Regions from separate parts of the Homo sapiens genome. Here region 2 is linked to region 1. Evidence: chromatin loops called from intact Hi-C (ENCODE). Cell type or tissue: dorsolateral prefrontal cortex. All regions are shown on one strand. Links, peaks and the distances in the headings refer to the core of each region. The heading gives the core; the rest is flanking DNA.

What was found. Peaks named below come from ENCODE experiments on the same cell type or tissue, not always from the same donor. Only the 100,000 strongest peaks of a DNase experiment are listed, where the experiment ranks them.
Region 2: it touches region 1 in a loop (9-fold over the local background); 2 of 110 quality-filtered maps call a loop at or near these places.

Annotation. Positions count from the first base shown.
Region 1 is chrX:107,538,452-107,549,776 of GRCh38, reverse strand. It overlaps FRMPD3 (FERM and PDZ domain containing 3), which reads right to left. Exons shown (of 15, transcript NM_001388459.1): 5 at 3,936-4,040. FRMPD3-AS1 (FRMPD3 antisense RNA 1) reads left to right here and starts at 3,956. Exons shown (of 2, transcript NR_046750.1): 1 at 3,956-4,062. In dorsolateral prefrontal cortex, for the core only: a CTCF peak has its summit at 7,088 (motif pointing right); a DNase peak (open chromatin) is centred at 7,086; H3K27me3 peaks cover 7,258 bases.
Region 2 is chrX:107,588,724-107,600,048 of GRCh38, reverse strand. FRMPD3 (FERM and PDZ domain containing 3) reads right to left here. Exons shown (of 15, transcript NM_001388459.1): 14 at 1,907-2,728. Among named protein-coding and RNA genes, the nearest start is that of PRPS1, 34 kb to the left of the region's middle. RefSeq lists enhancers at 1-46, 169-668, 669-1,170. In dorsolateral prefrontal cortex, for the core only: no CTCF peak of the experiment used is centred there; no DNase peak of the experiment used is centred there; H3K27me3 peaks cover 4,694 bases.

The DNA of each region.
Region 1 (11,325 bases), core at 1,585-9,584:
GCAAAGGGATCACCACACACCCGCTGAAGGGCTGATGAGAGGCCTCCTTTGGAGTCTACCTCACCCACCTGATCTTATCTCTGACATTTTTTTAAACACCTTCTACAAAGCTTCTAGACTGATCTTATCTCCTGATACCTCCCTTTCCCTGAGGCCCTTCACAAGCCAAGATCACGTCCTGTCAAGGCCTTTGCTCTGCCTTTTCCCCTCCCTAGGCCCTTTCTGACCTGGCCCCTGCCTAGTCTCCAGAGTCACGTCTTGCTATTCCTAGTACCCACACCTCTTTCACACCTCCATACCTCTGATGATTCTTCATTATTCAGGGATGTCCCCCTCCCTGCACAACACTTAGCATCTCCGACCCTGAGACATGAAGTGCCAGTAGCACACCAAAGCATTGGGATGACCTGAAACACCCTCAGACATTTTCTTTTTTTTTTCTTTTTCTTTTTTTGAGACAGAGTCTCGCTCTGTCGCCCAGGTGGGAGTGCAGTGGTGTGATCTCGGCTCGCTGCAACCTCTGCCTCCTGAGTTCAAGTGATCCTCCTGCCTCAGCCTCTCTAGTAGTAGCTGGGATTACAGGCGAGAGTCACCATGCCTGGCCCTCAGACATTTTCAAAAGCTCTCTAGCAATGGGAGGTACTGACTCTGATTGAGACATTCTTAATAAAAATTCATTAAATAAAGACTGTTCTCTTTCTCTGAGGACTCTAAAAGAAAGAAAGAAAAAAAGCTGTTCCCTCTGCCTTTCTCTTTTCCTCTTTGGCAAACTCCTATTTATCCTTCAAAACCCAGCTCAAATATGTATTCTGTAAAGCCTTGGTCTAATATCATCAGATACTTGGACCTGGTCTTTCCATGCATTCCTATAGCAATTTATGCACGCTTCTCACAATGCTCTTACCGTATTTTGTTTTGTTTTGATTTCTTTTTGAGACAGGGTCTCGCTCTATTGCCTAGGCTGGAGTGCAGTGGTGCAATCACAGCTCACTGCAGCCTCAAACTCCTGGGCTCAAGTGATCCTTCTACCTCAGCCTCCCAAATAGCTACGACTACAGGCATGTGCCACTACACCTAGCTAAATTTTTTACTTTTTGTAGAGACAGGGTCTCACTATGCTGCCGAAACTCACCTTTATCATATTTTTGAAGGATATTTGTCTTTCACAATCAAATGGTGAAATGAGAGCACAAAGACCATGTCCTATTTATCTTTGTAGTCCCAACACTAAACAAAGTTCCTGGCACACATTTGGTGCGCAATAAATGGCTGCTGAATGAATGGGCAGTAGGTGCTTGATGTGCACTTACTGAATGATCACTCTCATCCCAACCATTTCCCTGGGCCAACATCATCATCAGTTCTATAGGAATGGAAAAGCTGCAGAGATAACCAGATTCCTTAATTCACTGGGCATTCATTGAACCTCTACTGTATGCCCAACACTATGCTAAGTCTCTATGAGAGCTACAGGAGATTTAAATCCAGTCTTAAATTCTTGTTGTAGTGACTTGGCACACATACACATTATAAAACCAAAGCAAACCAACAGGTATAAGATGGCTAAAGTTTCCTAGATAAGGCAAATTGGATTTTGATTTTGAAGGAGACAGTGGGTGTGGATGATTTGAGAAGCCAGATGAGAACAGTCTAGACCTAGAGACTGTCATGGATCATGGACAAAGCATGGAAAGAGGAACAAGCAAATCCTCCTGGGTTGGGGTATGGTTGATGGTGGTGAGGAGCCAAGAGACAAGCTTGGCTGTGGAAACAAGGTGGGAAGTGGTGGGATATAAAATTGGAAGAGTGTGACTCCCTGGTCCCCTCCCTGATCTTGAGATGCCTTGCTCCTGCCAGGCCCAGCGGCCCCGGATCCCAGTGGTGGCAGGTTTTATTTAGCACACTGGGTTGGACTCAGATAATTACTTAATTGAATTTGCTTAAAAATAGAGCTGGCAAGGATCACCCACAGGATTTATTTTTGCTCTGGCTGCTTAATAAAGCCTTGGAACACGAAAGGAAAGGGTTGATAGGAGAGCCTGGAGTCACTTGGGCCTGGACTCCCCCGGCTCCCGACCTGTGATGAGGCTGCTATGGTCCATACTGGCGGCAGCATGGAGGAGGGTGATGTTGTAACACCAGGTAATTTCACGAGTGCAGTGAGAGTTGGAAGATTGATGTCTGTCTCTCACCCAGACAAGAGCCTCACACTATGCCTGGTGGCCTGTCCGAGAGAATGAGGTCACTCTAGGTGGGTCCTAGCTACTCTGTGGCATTTGCATTCAGAATAGACTGGAGTGGGGGGCATCGTTACGCCTGTAGACTAGCTGTGCCTGTAACCTAGCTGTGACGTATGGAGAGGGGAATCATGGTGGAAGAAGGAGAAAGTGGAGAAGGGGAAGTAGAAGGGAGAGGAAGAGAAGAGAGGGGAGGGGAGTGGGGAGGAAGGGAAGGAGTTCTTCACTGGGTGGCCTGCCCTTGACTGATTACTCTGCAATGTTGAGATGGCATAGGATAAGCCTGTTCATACTTACCAAATCCAAGTCATACGTCCTCTGGGTTTTCAAGCATTCAGGACACACATATCCTCCTGGTGACTTGGACCTCGGGGTCTGTTTCACCCTGATTTGCAGGGACTCCATATTACTCCTTTTCCCCTCTGCTCATCAATGATCACTTCTCTTAAAACTTTTCTTCTAGGATTGACACAGATCCCAACCATCAATTATTCAGACAGCTTGCCCAGTGGGGTCCTGTAGTCCCCTGGGTTTGCCAGCCTTCCTCATGCAGAGATGGAGGAGGGCATAGACTGAGTTTGGGAATGAGAGTCAGGGAAATGGAGATGGAAGACACCTGTGTCCTCTATACCTTCTTCTCACTAATTCTGCCTTAAATAATATAGAAGCGCCTGGCACCCTGCTGATTTCCCTGCTCTGGGCCTGCTATCTTCTCCCAACAACTGTGGCTGTTCCTCAGTACGTAAATGCCAAGGGCCTCCAGACAGCTCTGCCCATCACAGCTATCAAAAGCACACAAGTGCCTGTTAGCTCTAGCTATCCCCTCTGTCCCCACCAGGTTATCACTAACTTCTGCAGATTCCTGAAGGACTCGGCCAGAATGCATGACTGCTTAACACACTTCTTTTCTGCTCTTCACCTGCCTCTTCTCATTTGCACATCTGGAGCCGACAGTTCACTGCATGTAAACCTCCCAAAGCAGTGAGAAACACTGTGGCTGGCCAAGACTCCCCAAATTGGCAGCTGCATGGCATGGGCTGTCAAATATTACCTGTCTTTCGAAACAATACCACCCCGTAGTAGATTTTGTATTGTCTCAATCTGAACCTCTTGTCCCCCTCAACATTGCTGAGAGGTATCTGGTAGCAGGGAACAGGTATTTATTTTGCCTCCCCTCTGGTGCTAAGAACATAGCAGGTGCCTAATAAAAACTTGGTGACTTAATGAGAGTCTGTATCATTTCCTTTAGGCAACTTTACTCACCACTGCATGGCCTTTTCTGGTCAAGATGTGGAGTTGCAAGATCACTTAAATGTGAAGAGAGCTCAATTTCACCAGCCACTCATTCCCTGAGTCTTCAGGAAGCCATTATTTCCTTCCTGTTTCTATCAAGTAGCAAAAGATGTTTATGGAGCACTTGCTTTGAGTGTAAGCTACTGTGTTAGGGATGGAAATTTCTCTAAGCATCAGAAGGATCTTGAGTGAATCAATATATATTCCTTCTCCCCACAATGCCTGGGGCCTCTCTGGATGTCACGTATCCCTCTTCACTCACTACTTTTCCCCCTCCAGCACCTGGACGCTCCCACTCTAACCCATTCGGAAAGCTGTCCACTATAAGAAGCCCCAGAGCGAGAGCTTGACAGCCAGGCAGATTATGGCCAGGGGCTGAGGAGAGGGAGCCAAAGCTACACTTACTGCATCTGTTTCTCCAACTGCCACCTGCTCAGAAAATCGAACCTTCACAGGATTGGACCTCAACTTGGCCTTCTTCGCAGCACTGATGAAAGCAGATTTGGGGGACTGGAAAAAGAACAGAGAGATGGTGAGTTCTCCATATCTAGGGAAAGCCTAACCTTTGTCACGTCAGAGTTAAGATGTCCCAGTACAGGTACACTTTGCATTACTGATCAAGGAGTCAATAAACAAATATTAATTACCTATTAGTTGCAAGGCAATGTGCTAAATGCTTCCCTATGTAATTGGTGTGTTCTGAAACAGCTGGGCATGAATTGAATTTGGGTAGATTGAACCCCATTATTAATACTCTAGGCCTAGGGGAGTTTGCAAAAGTTCTTTAGTAATAACATACATTGAGTTTTTATATATTTGGTTTTCTTACAGTGAGATAGACCTAAAGGGTGTCTTTTTATTATTATTATTATATCTGAATATAAGCATCCCAAATAATTTACAGAAATGATCTTGTTCACCTCACAGACATGTCCTGCCCCTAGGAAGGAGTTGCATAATAAATACTATTTTAGATGTGGGAGAAAGGAGACCTAGCACTCCAAAAGGATTTATCCACAGTTACTACACTATTGGGGAATAGAGATGTGAGAGATTTAACCCAAGTCTTCTGGCTTTCTAGTTTTGGGCTCTGCACCACTTTGTTTATCCAATTCTGTAAGAAATGCCCAAAAAATCAGCCAGGCTTGTATTTATTTATTTATTTTTAGACGGAGTTTCACTCTTGTCGCCTAGGCTGGAGTGCAATGGTGCAATCTCGGCTCACTGCAACCTCCGCTCCCTGGGTTCAAGCGATTCTCCAGCCTTGCCTCCTGAGTAGCTGGGATTACAGTCATGTGCCACCACACCCAGCTAATTTTGTATTTTTAGTAGAGATGGGGTCTCACCATGTTGGCCAGGCTGGTCTTGAACTCCTGACCTTAGGTGATCCACCTGCCTCAGCCTCCCAAAGTACTGGGCTTACAGGCCACCATGCCTGGCTGGCTTTTTAGTTCTTGAAAACTCTCCCACAATTTTATCAGAAGCATGATTAGCAAACACTGGAAACTAAGCCTTTCCTGGGTGCCCCTTGGATTCTAGCTCCCTGCTGAGCTCTGTAAGGCCCAGCAATTAGGAATACAGGAGTCGTGCTGAGGGGCATCCTCATTGTCTTTGGGGGGGCGTTTATTCATTCTTTTGACAAATTTAGCAAGGGCCTACTACATGCCACACACTGTTCTAGGTGATGAGGGATAGAGCAGTGAATAAGACAGACAAAACTCCCTGGCCTCATGGAGCATCCATTCCAGCAGGAATAGACAGACGATAAATATCTTTTAGGTAGCAAAGAAGGACTTTGAGGAAAAATAAGGCAGGGTAAAGGACTACACAAGAGAATGAGTGAGTTAGAGTGGGAGTAGTGAGGGTATTATTTTAGCAATTTTGAAATACATAATACATTATTATTAACTATAGTCATCATGCTGTGCAATAGATCTCAAAAACTTATTCCTCCTGTCTAACTGAGCCTTTGTATCCTTTGAACAGCATCTCCCCACTCCCTCCCAACCTTAGCCTCTAGTGATCACCATTCTATGCTCCACTTCTATGATTTTGACTTTTTTAGATTCCGCATGTAAGTGAGATCATGTGGTATTTGTCTTTCTGTGTCTGGCTTATAATAATTATTATTATTATTTCACTTAGGATAATGTCTTCCAAGTTCATCCATGTTGTAGCAAATGACAGGATTTACTTCTTCTTAAAGACTGAATAGTATTCCACTGTGTATTTATACCACATTTTCTTCATCCATTCATCTGTTGATGGCAGACACTTAGGTTGTTTCCCTATCTTGGCTATGGTGAATAGTGCTGCCACGAACATGGGAATGCAGATGGCTCTTTGGCATACTAATTTCAATTCCCTTGGATATATATCCACAAGTAGGATTGTGCGGGTTATATTTTTAATTTTTTTTTTTTTTTTTTCTGAGAAGGAGTCTTGCTCTGTCGCCCAGGCTAGAGTGCAGTGGTGCGATCTCGGCTCACTGCAACCTCTGTCTCCGCGGTTCAAGTGATTCCCCTGCCTCAGTCTCCCGAGTAGCTGGGATTACAGGCAGGCATCACCATGCCCAGCTAATTTTTGTATTTTTGGTAGAGACGGGGTTTCACCATGTTGGCCAGGCTGGTCTCGAACTACTGACCTCAAGTGATCCACCCACTTCGGCCTCCCAAAGTGCTGGGATACAGGTATGAGCCACGGCGCCCGGCCACTGGGGGAGGTTATTTTAGACAGGATGGTCAGGGAAGACCTCTCTGAGGATGAGACATTAAGCAGAAACTTAAGGAAGTGAGGGAGAGACAGCCACCAGGTTATCTGGAGAAAGGCTTCTGGGCAGAAACTACAGTAAAGGCCCTGAAGTGAATTGAGGTGTATGAAGAACAGCAAGGAAGGCCAAGGTGGCTGGAGTGGCGTGATGGAGGGGGAGCAAGAGGGGAGATGCTCAGAGAGGCAGCTGGGGGCTGGGTCATGTAGGACCTTGTAAACCACGGTGAGAACTTTGGATTTCACTCCACTAGAGGGATTTGATTGAACAGAGTCTGATGTGCATTTTAAAAGGAAGCCTCTGGTTGCTGTGTGGAAAACAGAGTGTAGAAGGGCAATGGCAAGAGCATGGAGACCAGTTGGGGGTCTCTAAGTACAATATTTGTAACTGCAATAATATGGTTAAAACATAATGGAGGCTTGGGCTAGGATGGTACTGATGGAGTTGAAAAGTGAATGAATTCTGGATATATTTTGAATACTGAATTAGGATGATATGTTGACTGATTGGATATGAGAGTGAGAAAAAGAGAGACTTCAACTGAAAGAATGGACTTGCCATTTACTGAGATGAAGAGGACTAGGGAGTGAATCAGGTTTGGGGCTACTTCAAACCACCACCCCTATGGGCCTTGCCATGGAGCCTGAGTCCTACAATCAGGAATTTCTTTGTGTTAAGGCCCTGAAGGTCCCTGCCAGCTGGGAATACGTTAAGCTATTATCTACCATTTACACTGCAGTTGAGATTCATTTACCCAATCAGCCACAGGAGGGCAGGGCCCTAAGATACACATCAGAAACAAACGTCCTCATTGTGTCTTGGGCCCTGGTCCCAGCTGGCTCTGTCAGAGCCAGCAATCTCATTCCCACAGAGGGGAGATTGCAAAAAACCACTTCTTTCACCTGAGTCCAGCAGGAACTCAGGCAGTGAGTGTCAGTCCTGGCTGCATAGTAGAAATGCTGGGAGGAGCTTTTAAAAATCCTGAAGCCCAGGGCCCACCACAGACCAATTACATCAGAATTCCTGGGGGTGAGGTCTGAGCATCAGTATTTTTTTCAAGCTTCTGATGATTTCCAAATGCAGCCAAGATTAAGAACCATTGAGCTAAAGGAACCTTAGACTTCTCATCCTGAGCCAAAGGGGCAATTTGTTGGCAGCAGACAATATAGCACAATGAAATCCAGAGCTGGAGATCACTGCAGAAAGTGATTACAGTATTGATTATACATGGAGTTGATAAATGCCTTTGTGTGTTGCACAGCCTGGTGCTCCAATCCTGAGCAGGGGCTGCAGGCTGAGGCAGAAGCAAGAGAAAGGGGCAAGATAGAAAGATCTGTAGCTATGCTCAGGCAGCTGTGTTTGATTCCATCTCCACAGTCATCCAAAGTTCCACCAAGGTGCCACAAACATGAGGCAAGTGGAATCTTTCTACCTGACAGTCACCTCTCTTCTCTGCCATCATCTGCCCTCAGATGCCTGCATGGCACAGTGTGTAGAACGAGGCATCTCTAGAGACCTGAATGGGCCATGCAGCTCAACCTTCATTTTTCACATGTGAAACAGAAGCCTGGGAAGAGGATATACTTTACCCAAAGTATTGAAATAATTGAGTAGCAGAGCCGAAACCAGAACCCAGGTTTCCTGAGCCTTTGCTTAGTGGTTGTTCCCCCACAGCAGGCTAAAGCTGGGAGTCCTTTCCTGATCTTTCATCCACTGGTTCTGGTTCTACCTTGGTGTTATGTAATGGACTCAAACAAATGAAGAACCCCAACTGGTATCCTTTTATGTATTCACCACAGTGAAGAGGGTGGCATCCTTGCTATCCCTACCAAAGATGCAAGATTAGATCCTGTCCTAGAGAGTTTCTGTTTGTACCACTGAAAACCAAAGATTCAGTTAATTATAGGCACAAACCACAAAGGAGGAAATGAAATTGCCAATATTTTCAGGGATTATAATCATTTCCAGGTGTCTGTTTCAGAGTTATTTTCAGCTTGTTTATACTTCAGTCCTCATTGACCCTTGTCCTGTTGGTCTCTAAGATTCCATCCTATTCTCAGTCTTCAGCCTTGATGCTGGTGACTCATTCATTGCCAGCTGGTCTGTGCTAGATGTCATGGAGTCACATCTAGCCTTATGCTCAGACACAGGTGAGGCCTGCTTTGCAGTGTGATATGAGGAGCCTCTCAGAGGCCTCCGTGTCCCAAAGCATCTTCAAAGCTCAGCTCTGGGGCTTGAAGTTCGTAATATTAGGGGCACTCCTTTGAATTACAATGTTGAGAATTGGGAAGGCCCGGGTCAAAATGTGAATGCGGTAGCAGGAAGGCATAATACACTTCAGGGGCCAGCAAATTACAGGCCTACATAGGCCAAATCTTGCTCACCACCTGTTTTTGTAAATAAAGCTTTACTGGAACACAGCCGTGATCTTCATTTATGTATTGCCTATGGCTGCTTTTGTGCTACCACATATGGCCTGCAAAGCCTAAAATACTTATTATATGGCCCTTCAGAGAAACAGTTTGCCAACCTCTGCACTAATTCATAACCATGCACTAACCAGCTGTTTTTAAAACGTGCCTGATGATAAGAATCACTGAGGAGTGCTTGTTAAAGCACAGATGCCTAGGCTCACACCAGATTTTAAAAGTTAGAATCTCTGGAAGAGTGGGGCCCAGAAATTGACATTGTTGAAGAGATCCCAATCCATTAAGCATAGATTAATTGAGCACCTTAAGGCTGGAATGTTTGAGCTCTTCACTGACCCTATTTTTTTCTCCAAGCAGCTGGGAATCTCACTTTGCAACAGGCACCCTTTCTGGCTAAAATGAATTTTGGCTTGAAACATGGGACTAGAATTGCTAAGTACCTCTGGGGCCACTGCAAGCTGCTTGAAGCAAATATGAAGCCAGCAGCTTGGTGGAATAAGGAATAGAAGAGAGTCTGCCTTTCCCTCAGTGCAGAATTCAGCAGCTGGTTATTTTTTGACCATTTTTTAAATTTGTTGTCTGTATTAGTACAGATGTCAGGGTTGTGATCACTCAAATCTTGACCAAAGTCAGATATAGGGCCAAATATTTTAGAACAAGATAGGGCCCCGCTTTGGTAACTGAAAAAAAACGAAACTCAGCTTCTTGAAGCTTTGACTGATTTGCCCTTCTGGCTACACTGCCTTTGACACCTGAGCCTACTTATAACCAATTCCTATAGCAACCACTGTGGGAGCCTAGGACAATGGAGGACCATCCTGGTTTCACCAGATCACTACTAGGGGAACCAGGGGGCCTTCCTTCCCACACTCAAGACTGCCTGGACATGAACATATCCTCTGCCTGACTTCCAAAGCCCGCCACAAACTACACCTGACTCTCTAACCACCTCTCTCCAAGATCACCTTTTGCTGCACTTGGTAGTTCTATCCACAGCTCCCTGCACACACTGGGCTTGTTATCATTCCTGGACCCACCTCACGCTGTTTCCTCCCTGTCCCCATCCTTCAGGGTCTAGAGTGTCCCTTTGACTAGCTAAATGCCATCACTTTACAGCTTAGTTCAAACTCTACCTTTATCCTCAATCCTTCCCCAACTCCTCAATTCCCCTTCTTGGATTTCCTATAGTACTCCTGTTAATCCACACTGCCATTGCTCACATCCCCAACCAGGCTGTATAAGCAGAGATGCCATTTTATGTTAATATGTCTCCCCCTAGTACCAAGCACATAGTAGACATGGCATAAAATATATTAGTTGATTGCTAAAATTAGTAATGAATTAGTTCATTAATTCAGCATATATGGTTGGAGTATCTACCATCTGACAAACACTATACGTCAGGAAGCTCTGTAGAAAACCAGTTTCTCTGAGGTGGTTCCCATTATTTTGGCTTTCTTTTTCTGGGCAGGTGGCTCCAAGCAGAAGGGATTCCAGTTCTTTAAGTACAGGCTGTTTTCAGAACCAGAAAACTGGGTTTCATTTGAAACAGATTGTCTGTACTTGCTTTATCAGGGTCATTCTTGGTCATAATCCGGTACTTTATCCGTTTAAAAATATTTACTGAGTGCCTACTGTGTGCCAAGGTCTAAAGATTTCAAGATTAATAAATATCCAGTCAGTCATGAGGACTAGTTGGTAATTCAAAGATTAAGGAATACCCTTAAGTACACAGAAGCTTATTAAGTGGCTATCTATGCAGTATGGTTTGAGGGGCCCTGGGAAAGAACTCCTGTGACCCCTCTCCCCAATTGTCTGCCATGCTATGAGTCACTCTTACAAGGAAAATGTCATCTGAGAGAGACTCCATATCAGAATCATTTGGTGAGCCTTTTCAAAAGACCAATACCAGGGCCTCATCTCCAGAGCTTCTAATTCAATGAGTCAGGGCAAGAGCCCAAGTATCAATATTTTCATGTTTTCTTTTTTTTTTTCTGTCTCTGCTGCTCGAATGAATCAGAAGTGACTATTAATAGTTTTCAGAGCTTCTCAGATGGTTATAATGGATAAACAGGGTCAAGAACCATTACCAGGCCAGGTGTGGTGGCTCACGCCTGTAATCCCAGTACTTTGGGAGGCCAAGGCGGGCAGATTACTTGAGGTCAGGGATTCGAGACCAGCCTGGCCAACATGGCGAAACATCGTCTCTACTAAAAATGCAAAAATTAGCCGGTGTAGTGGCACATGCCTGTAATTCCAGCTCCTCGGGGGCTGAGGCAGGAGAGTCACTTGAACCCAGGAGGTAAAGGTTGCAGTGAGCTGAGATGGCACCACTGCACTCCAGACTGGATAATAGAGTGAGACTCTATATATATAAAATAAAATTACCAGCCACAGTATGTAGGAGTAGGTATTAGGCCATTATCAGCCACATAATGTAGGAGCTATTAATAGAAGGAGACTTGCAGATTGTCTGGTCCAGTGGTTTTTTTTTTTTTTTTTTTTTTTTTAACAAATATAGATTCCTAGGCCACATCCTGGACCTATTAGGAGGTTGTCTTCTGGAAGTAGTGGTAATCAAACTTTAACATGACAAGAG
Region 2 (11,325 bases), core at 1,491-9,490, 50 kb before region 1:
GTTATACTGTGTTGTTTAGGGAATAATGACAAGAAAAATCTGTACATGTTCAGTATAGACATATTTCTTTTTTTCAAATATTTTTGATCTGCGGTTGGTTGAATCAGTGGATGCAGAACCCTCAGATACAGAGGGCTGACTATATAGGAAGTGCATAGAAGCCAAGGTTAGCCAGCAGTATTTCCAGCTGGAGAAAAACAGACAGGCCTGGCGAGAATGCAGGGCTGAGGGTGGGAAGAGTGGAGGGGAGGGGACAAAGAGGGGCAAGCTATAAGAAGGGGATGAAAGGCCGGAATCCAAAACAGAAACAAAAGAGGTGGCGAGAGGATCTGGGCAGTTTTATGGCAAATTACCATGTGAATCACATGCAAAACAGCATGCTAATCACAACTATTTTTAGATTCAACAGCTAGGAAATTTTTGTTAATTGTCCTAAAGAGGGGCTGGCAAAGAGAGGTCTCTCTCTATCCCTCCTCATCTGGCCAGGCCCGCCTACAGTCATTGCAGCTGAGGCCATTTAGCTGAGCTTGTCCTCTCTCCAGCAGCCACGTGGGACTCAAGCCTGGGAGCAACTAGCACTCTCTCCAGACTCTAAGCAAAGAGAAATGCCAGCCCTGGGGGCCAAATACATGGGGGTTGTCCAATGTCAAGGGTGTCCTCACACATGGAAAAGGCAGGCTCTCTCTGACCCCAATCCCTCGTGGTCCCTATTCCTCCCTATTCCTTTTCTGTTGCTGTGTCATTTACCTCTTCTCTTTCTTTTTTCTTCTTTTTTTTTTTTAGAGTCTCACTCTGTCACCCAGGCTGGAGTGCAGTGGTGCAGTATCGGCTCACTGCGACCTCTGCCTCTCAGGTTCAAGCGATTCTCCTGCCTCAGCCTCCTGAGTAGCTGAGACTACAGGTGTGCACCAGCCCACCCAGTTAATTTTTGTATTTTTAGTAGAGACAGGTTTTCACCATGTTGGCCAGGCTGATCTCGAACTCCTGACCTCAAGTAATCTGCCCACCTCGGCCTCCAAAAGTGCTGGGATTACAGGTGTGAGCCACCACGCCCAGCTCTCTTCTCTTTTTTTAAGGTGTATGTATATGGAGGGACATATGTGTGACTATGGGTATGTGTCTGACATGTGTTTGTCTACAAGATGGACATACATGTGTTTATAACAGGGAACAGCATGCATGTTGTACGGTTTTCCTGTGAACTAATACTTAGTTACAATAGCTACCACTTACTGAGGCCTTACTGTGTGCTAGGCAGTGCTTACATGCTTTGCATGAATGATCTCATTCAATCCTTGTGACAACCCCATGTGATAGAACTACTTTTATAAAACCCATTTAAGATGATGGAATGAGGTTCAGAGAGAGTAAGTGCCTTGCCAAAGGTTACACTGACAATGATTGAAGAAACCAGGACTTCGGTGCATCTGATTCAGAGCCCATGTTCTTAGGCAGGATAAAGACCTCAGCCATGAGCAGTGATGGCCCTTGGCTCCCCTGGTCCCAGGTCACTAGGTAGTGAGTTGGTCGTTTTCCTTTTCTTTCAATCATGTGCATGCTGGATGTTCTGTTCTTCACCTGTCTTCTACATCTCTCACAGTTTTTCTCTGATCCTCTATCCTGGCCTGCATCCATAGCTGTCATGACCCCAATCCCTGGGATCTATCTGTAAGGCATTTCCAAAGAGATGCAATGACGAGAGCCAGAACTCTAGCTAGAGCTGAGCAGCTGCTCCCTGCTGTAACATCATTGCTCCTCTGACCCTATCTAAAGAACCTTTGGTACATCCACTGCCCTGACATACCTCAGTGACTCTGACACCTATTTGGGAAGACACAATGTTACCTACTGGCCCTTGTTGGACAAGAGAAGGGGGTGGAAAGAGGGAGAAGGAATCGGTCATTACCTGCAGTCTGTGGGGGTGGTGGGTGTGGTCCATCCTCGGATGCAGCCAGGGCTTCTAGAGCCTGCAGAGTGGACACCAGGGCATCATCTAGCTCCTGGGCATGATCTCGAACTGTCCGGGTCTGCACACTGTCAATCAATGTCACTGGAATCTCATCGTACAGAAGCCCACGCAGGTGGCGTCCTTGTTCCTGGCTCTGGACAGCCCGGCGCTTGGGGTCATCCTCATCAGAGCTGTTGTCTCGGAAACCAGGGGGTGGGGCAGCAATGGCTGGCAACAGAGAAGTTGTCTCATCTTCCTCCTCCTCCTCCTCCTCACTCCCAGGTGGTGGGAGGGACATCAAATCTACTATATTGTCACGAGAGGAGCCAGGCTTCCCACCTTTGCGAGGGCCCAGCTGCTCCTGAAGTTTGGCTTTGCAAGAGTCACAGTAGAAATTCAGGGCTTCAGCCCCAAGGGAATTGTCCAAGGTGTAGGACCGGGCCCTGCTGGCACAAGGCTCGTGGTCTAGGCTAGCTGCATCAAAGTCATCAGGGACTACCTCATAACCTTGGCCAGAGCTTTTGGATGTGGGGTCAGACTTGGTTCGGGGCCTGGTCTCCTCAAAGAAGATTAGGTTCTCGTTGACATCTGTCCGGCTTTCCTGCTCCTTCCTTTGTTCCCGCATATGGAGGTAGCAGAAGCTGACAAGCTCAGAGTCGGCAGGTGGGGGCGTGCAGCGGCTCGATTTCCTGGGGCTGGTGCCCACGCTGCCCACATAACTACTCTCCTTTTTCCCCAGGTGGCCCCCAGTGACAGGGCGGTGGGCGCTGTGCATGTAATCTAAACCCAGAAAGAGAATCAACAGATGAGCCCTGGTGCCAAGGATTGTGAATGAGCTCCCTTGTTGTCTCTGGCCCATGTCTCTGTAGCACAATCAAGTGGCAGGTCCCAAGACAAAGCATTACCTGGCTGCCAAAGATTAGAGGTAGGGAAGTTGATGAGCTATGTTACTGCTGACCCTGAAAGTAGAGTGAATAGAGTCTAATAACCTGAGCTGCTAATAGCCCCATCACCTCTGAAATGGGAAAAGGCATGGGGTATGGTAGGGGTCGGGGTGAACACCCTGGTTTAGGGCCTGGTATCTGGGCACAGCTGGACTCTTACATGGATACCCTCTATCTGAAAGTCAGCTGTAAACGTATGTCCCACTTGGAACTGTTCCTACCCCTGTCCCCACCCCTTTTCAGAGCTTTTCCACCAGTGCTCTGTTGTTCTTGTTATCTTGAATCTCTTCTAGCAGAAGGAAATAAATCTGACAAGTTACTAATGCTTTAGTCAGAACCTGTTAAACAGGCTACATATAATGCCGAAGAGTTTGCATTTCAAAGAGGCCTGTTGATGGAGGGATCCTAAAAGAATAAGGCTCTATATTAGAATTCCGGGGTCTGAATGTGTAAAGTATATGGGAGATATGCTGGGATGTGCATATGTGGGAGGAGGGCAGGGGAAGCATTCTTATAATTCTTCAAATTTTATTCTTTTCTGCATTCATGCAGGGCCAGCCCTACCTGCTACACATACATATGGCAAATGCTCTCGTCAACCGCTCTTAATGATGGTAGGTGTGTGCATCTGAGAATTATCTATAGCAAATGCTTTATCTGTGAATACCTTCTCTCACTGTTTTTGGAGCTCTTCCCCATTTTATCTGTGAGAATATACTCGGACAGCAGACAGACAGATAACAAACAAGCACTAACTTAGGCTAAGGTCCTAATATACATGATCCTACTTATTCTTCATAACAACCCAATGAGGTAGTTATTATCATTATTCACATTTTAAGGATAAAGAAACTGACTCACCTAAGGTTACATAGACCAAGTGGTAGACTGGATTTCCGCCTAGGTCTGAAAGACTTCAAAACCCATGTTTTTAGCCATTACCCTTATAACTCATCATGGTGGTCAAGATGCTGGAAAACAAGCCTTCAAAATGCCACTCAAACTCCAGTTTGACAGAGTCAATATGCCAGTGTTGCCTTTCACTAGAGATTACATCTATGACAAAAGTACAGCACTGGCACCTAACAACAAAACTCCCAAATACAGGAAGAAAAAACTGACAGAATTGAAGGGAAAAATACACAATTCAACAACAGTAGTAGGAGACTTCAATACTCTACTTTCTTTCTTTTCTTTTCTTTTCTTTTTTTTTTTTTTTGAGACGGAGTCTCACTCCGTTGCCTGGGCTAGAGTCCAGTGGTGCGACCTCGGCTCACTGCAGCCTCTGCCTCCTGGGTTCAAGTGATTCTCCTGCCTCAGCCTCCCGAGTAGCCAGGATTACAGGCGCCTGCCACCACGCCCGACTAATTTTTTGTGTTTTTGGTAGAGGCGGGGTTTCACCATGTTGGCCAGGCTGGTCTCAAACTCCTGACCTCAAGTGATCCACCTGCCCTGGCCTCCCAAATGCAGGGATTACAGGCGTGACCCACCGCACCCGGCCAATACTCCACTTTCAATAATGGATAAAACAACTAAGCAGAATATCAACAAGGAAACAGAGGACCTGAACAATACTATAAATCAAACTAGACCTAACCGAAATCTATAGAACCATCTACTTAACAGCAGCAGAATATACATTATTCTTAAGTGCATATGGAACACTGTTGTGAATAAACCGTATGTTAGGATATAAAATAAGCCTTACTAGATTTAAAAGGAATAAAATCATACAAAATATATTTTCTGAGCACAACATAATTAAATTAGAAATCAGTAACAGAAGGGAGTCTGGGAAATTCACAAGTAGAAATCAAACAAAACACTTTTTTTTTTTTTTGATACAGGGTCTTGCTCTGTCACCTAGGTTGGAGTGTAGTGGTGCAATCTTGGCTCACTGCAACCTTCACCTCCTGGGCTGAAGTGATCCTCCCGCCTCAGCCTCCCAAGTAGCTGGGATTACAGACACCTGCCACCACGCCCAGCTAATTTTTGTATTTTTGGTAGACATGAGGTTTCACCATGTTGGCCAGGCTGGTCTCAAAATCCTGGCCTCAAGTGATCTGCCTGCCTCAGCCTCCCAAAATGCTGGGATTACAGGCATGAGCAACCGTGCCCAGCCAAAACACTCTTAAATAACCAGGCTGTCAAGGAAAAAAATCACAAGAGAAATTAGAAAATACTTTGAGATGAATAAAAATGAAAATACCACATACCAAAATTTATGGGATCTAGCTAAAGTCGTTTTTTTAAATTTTTTATTAATTTATTTTTTGAGATGGAGTTTTGCTCTTATTGCCCAGGGTGGAGTGCAATGGCACGAACTCAGCTCACTGCAACCTCCACCTCCCGGGTTCAAGCGATTCTCCTGCCTCAGCCTCCCAAGTAGCTGGGATTATAAGCATGTGCCACCATGTCTGGTTAATTTTGTATGTTTAGTAGAGATGGGGTTTCACCATGTTGGTCAGGCTGGTCTCGAACTCCTGACCTCAAGTAATCTGCCTACCTCAGCCTCCCAGAGTGCTGGGATTATAGGCGTGAGCCACCGCGCCCGGCCTAAAATAGTTCTTAAAGGGGAAATCTGTAGCTGAAAGTGCCTACGTTAAAAAAGAGGAAAGATTTCATATGAATTACCATAAACTTCCACTTCTACCTTAAGAAACCAGAAAAACAAGAGCAAACTAAGTAGAAAGAATGAATAAGACCTACTATTTGATAACGCAATAGGGTGACTACCGTCAATAATAACTTAATTGTACTTTTAAAAATAACTAAAAGAGCCAGAGTAATCAGACAAGAGAAATAAATAAAGGGCATCCAAACTGGTAAAGAGGAAGTCGAATTGTCACTGTTCACAGATGATATGATCATATACTTAGAAAATGCTGAAGACTCATCCAAAAAGCTCCTAGATCTGATAGATGAATTCATTAAAGTTTCAGGATACAAAATCAATGTACACAAATCAGTAGCACTGCTATACACCAACAGTGACCATGCTGAGAATCAAATCAAGAACTTCACCCTTCTTACAATAGCTGCAAAAAAAATAAAACACCAAGGAGGTGAAAGACCTCTACAAGGAAAACTACAAAACACTGCTGAAAGAAATCACAGATGACACAAACAAATGAAAACACAGCCTATGCTCATGGGTGTGTGCAATCAATATTGTGAAAATGACCATACTGCTAAAAGCGATCTGCAAATTCAACGCTATTCCCATCAAAATGCCATCATCATTTTTCACAGAACTAGAAAAAAAAATCCTAAAATTTATATGGAACCAAAAAAGAGCCCGCATAGCAAAAGCAATCCTAAGCAAAAGAACAAATCTGGAGGCATCACATTATCAGATTTCAAACTATACTACGAGGCATGGTACTGGTATAAAAATAGGTACATAGGCCAATGGAACAGAATAGAGAACCCAAAAATAAACCCAAATACTTACAACCAACTGATCTTCGACAGAGCAAACAAAAACATAAAGTGGGGAAAGGACACCCTTTTCAACAAATGGTGTTGGGACAACTGGCTAGCCCCATGTAGGAGAATGAAACTGGATCCTCATCTCTCACATTGCACAAAAATTAACTCAAGAGGGATTAAGGACTTAAATCTAAGACCTGAAACCATAAAAGTTCTAAAAGATAACATTGGAAAACCCCTACTAGACATTGGCTTACACAAGGATTTCATGACCAGGAACCCAAAAGCAAAAGCAATAAAAATAAAGATAAATAGTTGGGACTTAATTAAACTAAAGAGCTTTTGCACAGCAAAAGGTACAGTCAACAGAGTAAACAGACAACCCACAGAGTGGGAGAAAATCTTTGCAAACTATGCATCCAACAAAGGACTAATATCCAGAATCTACAAGGAGCTCAAACAAATCAGCAAGAAAAAAACAAACAATCCCACCAAGAAGTTGGCTAAGGACATGAATAGACAATTCTCAAAAGAAGGTATACAAATGGCCGAGCATAGGGAAAAATGTGCAACATCACTAATTATCAGGGAAATGCAAATCAAAATTACAATGCAATATCACCTTACTCCTACAAGAATTCACCATAATGGCTGGGCGCGATAGCACATGCCTGTAATCCCAGCACTTTGGGAAGCTGAGGTGGGCAGATCACAAGGTCAGGAGTTCGAGACCAGCCTGACCAACATGGTGAAACTCCGTCTCTACTAAAATACAAAAATTAGCCAGGCATGGTGGTGCATGCCCGTAATCCCAGCTACTCAAGAGGCTGAGCCAGGAGAATGGCTTGAACACGGAAGGTGGAGGTTGTGCCACTGCACTCCATCCTGGGTGACAGAACAAGACTCTGTCAAAAAAAAAAAAAAAAAAAAAGAATGGTCATAATTTAAAAATAAAAAAAAAATATGTGTTGGTGTGGATATGGTGAAAAGGAACACTTTTACACTGCTGGTGGGAATGTAAACTAGTACAACCACTATGGAAAACAGTATGGAGATTCCTTAAAAAACTAAAAGTAGATTTACCATTTGATCCAAGAGTCATTATATGAAAAAGACACTTGCACATGCATATTTATAGCAGCACAATTCAATTCACAACTGCAAAAATATGGAACCAGCCCAAATGCCCATCAATCAACGAGCAGATGAAGAAAAATGTGGTACAGTTGGGCACAGTGGCTCATGTCTGTAATCCCAGCACTTTTGGAGCCAAGATTGCACCACTTCACTCCAGCCTGGGTGACAGAGCGAGATTCCATCTAAAAACATTAATAAATGAATATTAAAAAATTTTTTTAATGTGGTTGATGAGATTGGACACATTCAGGGAGGTATGGCTGTAGACTAAAATGTGGTAAATATATACAATGAAATACTACTCAGCCATAAAAAGGAATGAAATAATGGCATTTGCAGCAACCTGGGTGGAGTTGGAGACCATTATTCTAAGTGAAGTAACTCAGGAATGGAAAACCAAACATCATATGTTCTCACTTACAAGTGGGAGCTAAGCTATGAGGATGCAAAGGCATAAAAATGATAGGCTGGACCTTGGGGACTTGCGGGGAAGGGCGGGAGGGGGTGAGGAATAAAAGATGATTACACACTGGGTACAGGGTACACTGTTCGGGTGATGGGTACACCAAAATCTAAGAAATCACCTCTGAAGAACTTATCCATGTAACCAAACACCACCTGTTCCCTAAAAACTATTGAAATAAAAATAAAATAAAATAACTAAAAGAGTATAATTGGATTGTTTGTAACACAAAGAAAGGATAAATGCTTGAGAGGATGAATACCCCATTCCCCATGATGTGCTTATTTCACATTGCATGCCTGTAACAAAACATCTCGTGTACCCCACAAATATATACAACTACTATGTACACACAAAAATTAAAAACAAAACAAAAATAAAGGCAAAAAAAGAAGAGCAAACAACCCAAAGCAAGTGGAAGGAAATACATAGAGGATAGAAAAAAGATAGAGAAAATCAATAAAACTAAAAGTTGGTGTTTTGAACAGATTAGCTGGAAAGATCAAACAAAAAAGAGAGAAGACTCAAATTACTAAAATCAGGAATGAAAGAAAGAATATCACTACTGACCATACAGATATGGAATTGATTATAAGGGAATATGAATAAGGATATATCAACTGGATAACCTAAACGGTATGGACAAATTCTTAGAAATATACAACTTAGGCTGGGTGCAGTGGCTCACGCCTGTAATCCCAGCACTTTGGGAGGCCGAGGTAGGTGGATCACTTGAGATCAGAAGTTCAAGACCAGCCCAACCAACAGGGTGAAACCTCGTCTCTACTAAATACAAAAAATTAGCTGGGCATGGTGGCACATACTTGTAATCCCAGCTACTTGGGAGGCTGAGGCAGGAGAATAGTTTGAACCCGGGAGGTGGAGGTTGCAGTGAGCCAAGATTGCACCATTGCACTCCAGCCTGGGCAACAAGAGCAAAACGCCATCTCAAAAAAAAAAAAAGAAAGAAAGAAAGAAAGAAAGAAATATACAATTTGCCAAAACTGATTCAAGAAGATAGAAAATCTGAATAGACAGTATCAGGAAAAGAAATTGAATTAGGATAGGAATTAAAACTCCTCCCTCACCCCCGAAAAAAGTCCAGGCCCAGGTGACTTCACTAGTGGATTCCACCAAATGCTGAAAGAAGCACTTATACCAGCCTTTCACAAACCCTTCCAAAAATCAAAAGAGGAGAGAACACTTCTTAACTCATTGTATGAGGCCAGTACTACCTTGATACCAAAACCAGACAAAGATGTCACAAGAAAACTACAGACAAATGTCTTTCATGAATACAGACACAAAATCCCTCAACAAAATACCAGCAAGCTGAATTCAGCAACATCTAAAAAGAATTATACACCATGACCCAGCAGTGTATAAATACTAACAAACTGAATCCAGCAACATATAAAAAGAATTATACACCATGACCAAGTGGGATTTATTGCAGTAATGCAAGGTTGCTTTAACATCCAAAAATCAATGTAATACACCATGTAAATAGACTAGAGGACAAAAACTACATGATCATCTCAATAGATGCACAAAAACATAAATAAAAACATAAATCTAACACCCTTTCATAATAAAACACTCAATAAACTAGGAATAAAAGGGAACTTCCTCAATATGATAAAGGTTACCTATAAAAAACTCACAGCTAACATCATACTTGATTTGAATGAAAGGATAAAAGCTTAGATCAGGAAGAAGACCAGAATGTCTGTTCTCACCATTTCTTTTCTTTCTTTCTTTCTTTCTTTCTTTTCTTTTTAGTCTGGGGTCTGTCCAGATGTTCTCACCACTTCTATCCAAAACTGTACTGACTGAAAGTTCCAACTGGGGCAATTAGGAATTAAGATGAAATATAAGACATCCAGATTGGAAAGGAAAAAGTAAAACTATCTCTTGCAGGATACAAGCTCAATGTACAAAAAATCAGTTTTTTTTGTATTTTTATTTTTTGAGATGGAGTCTTGCTCTGTCGCCAGGCTGGAGTGCAGTGGCATGATCTCGGCTCACTGCAACCTCCCCATCCTTGGTTCAAGCGATTCCCCTGCCTCAGCCTCCTGAGTAGCTGGGACTACAGGCGCACGCCACCACCCCACCCAGCTAATTTTTTGTATTTTTAGTAGAGACAGGGTTTCACCATATTGGCCAGGCTAGTCTTGAACTCCTGACCTCAAGTGATCCACCTGCCTTGGCCTCCCAAAGTGCTGGGATTACAGGCGTGAGCCACCATGCCCGACCTCAATTCTATTTTTATACACTAGCAATGAACAACCTGAAAATAAAATCAGAAAGCCCTTCTATTTACAATAACATAAAAAAGAACAAATAGTTATAAATACACTTATTTTTTATTATTTAAATCTTATTTTACTTAATAATTTGTCTTTTTAAAATTTGACTTTGTCTTTTAACTAGTTATGAATTTAAAAAGGAGGACAGCGCAGGGTCAAGATGGCTGACTAGAAACAGCGGCAATCAAGTTTCCCATGGAAAAGAACCATAAGCATGTGAATCCTTTAACGGCAACCAACATATCCAGGTTCTCTCATCAGAACTGACTAGTAGGTTGGCATGATCCATGGAGAGGAAGGAAGAATAGTGTGGTCAGGTGGCCCACCTGAGAGCCACACAAGGCAAAGGAGCCCCCATCCCCCAGCCAAGGGAGGCGCCTCCTTGAGTGACATCTCCAGGTGCAGGAGTGAACCAGATGAATAGGGCCTGACGTGAACCCCCAGCAAATAGCAGCAGCCGTACGGAAGAGGGACCTGACCATTGAAAGAAAAACAAACAGAAAGCAACAACAGCATCAATAACAACAGCATCAACAACAACAAAAGCTCCCACCAAAACCCCATCCAAGGGTCTTTGAGGCTTCAAAGATCGAAACTACACAAACTCATGAAAATAAGAGAAAAACAGTGAAAAAAAGCTCAAAACTCAAAAGGCCAGAGTGCCTCTTCTCCTCCAAATGATCACAACATCTTTCCAGCAAGGGCACAGAACTGGATGGAGGATGATAAGAACGAATTGACAGAAGTAGGCTTCGGAAGATAGGTAATAAAAAACTATGCTGAGCTAAAGGAGGATGTTTTAACCCAATGCAAAGAAGCTAAGAACCTTGATAAAAGGTTAGAGGAGCTGCTAACTAGAATCAGTTTAGACAGGAACATAAATGACCTGAGGGAGCTGAAAAACACAGCACAAGAACTTCATGAAGCATACACAAGTATCGATAGCTGAATCAACCAAGTGGAAGAAAGGATATTAGAGTTTGAAGACCACCTTGCTGAAATAAGGCATGCAGACAAGACTAGAGAAAAAAGAATGAAAAGGAATGAACAAAGCCTCCAAGAAATATGGGACTCTGTAAAAAGACCAAACCT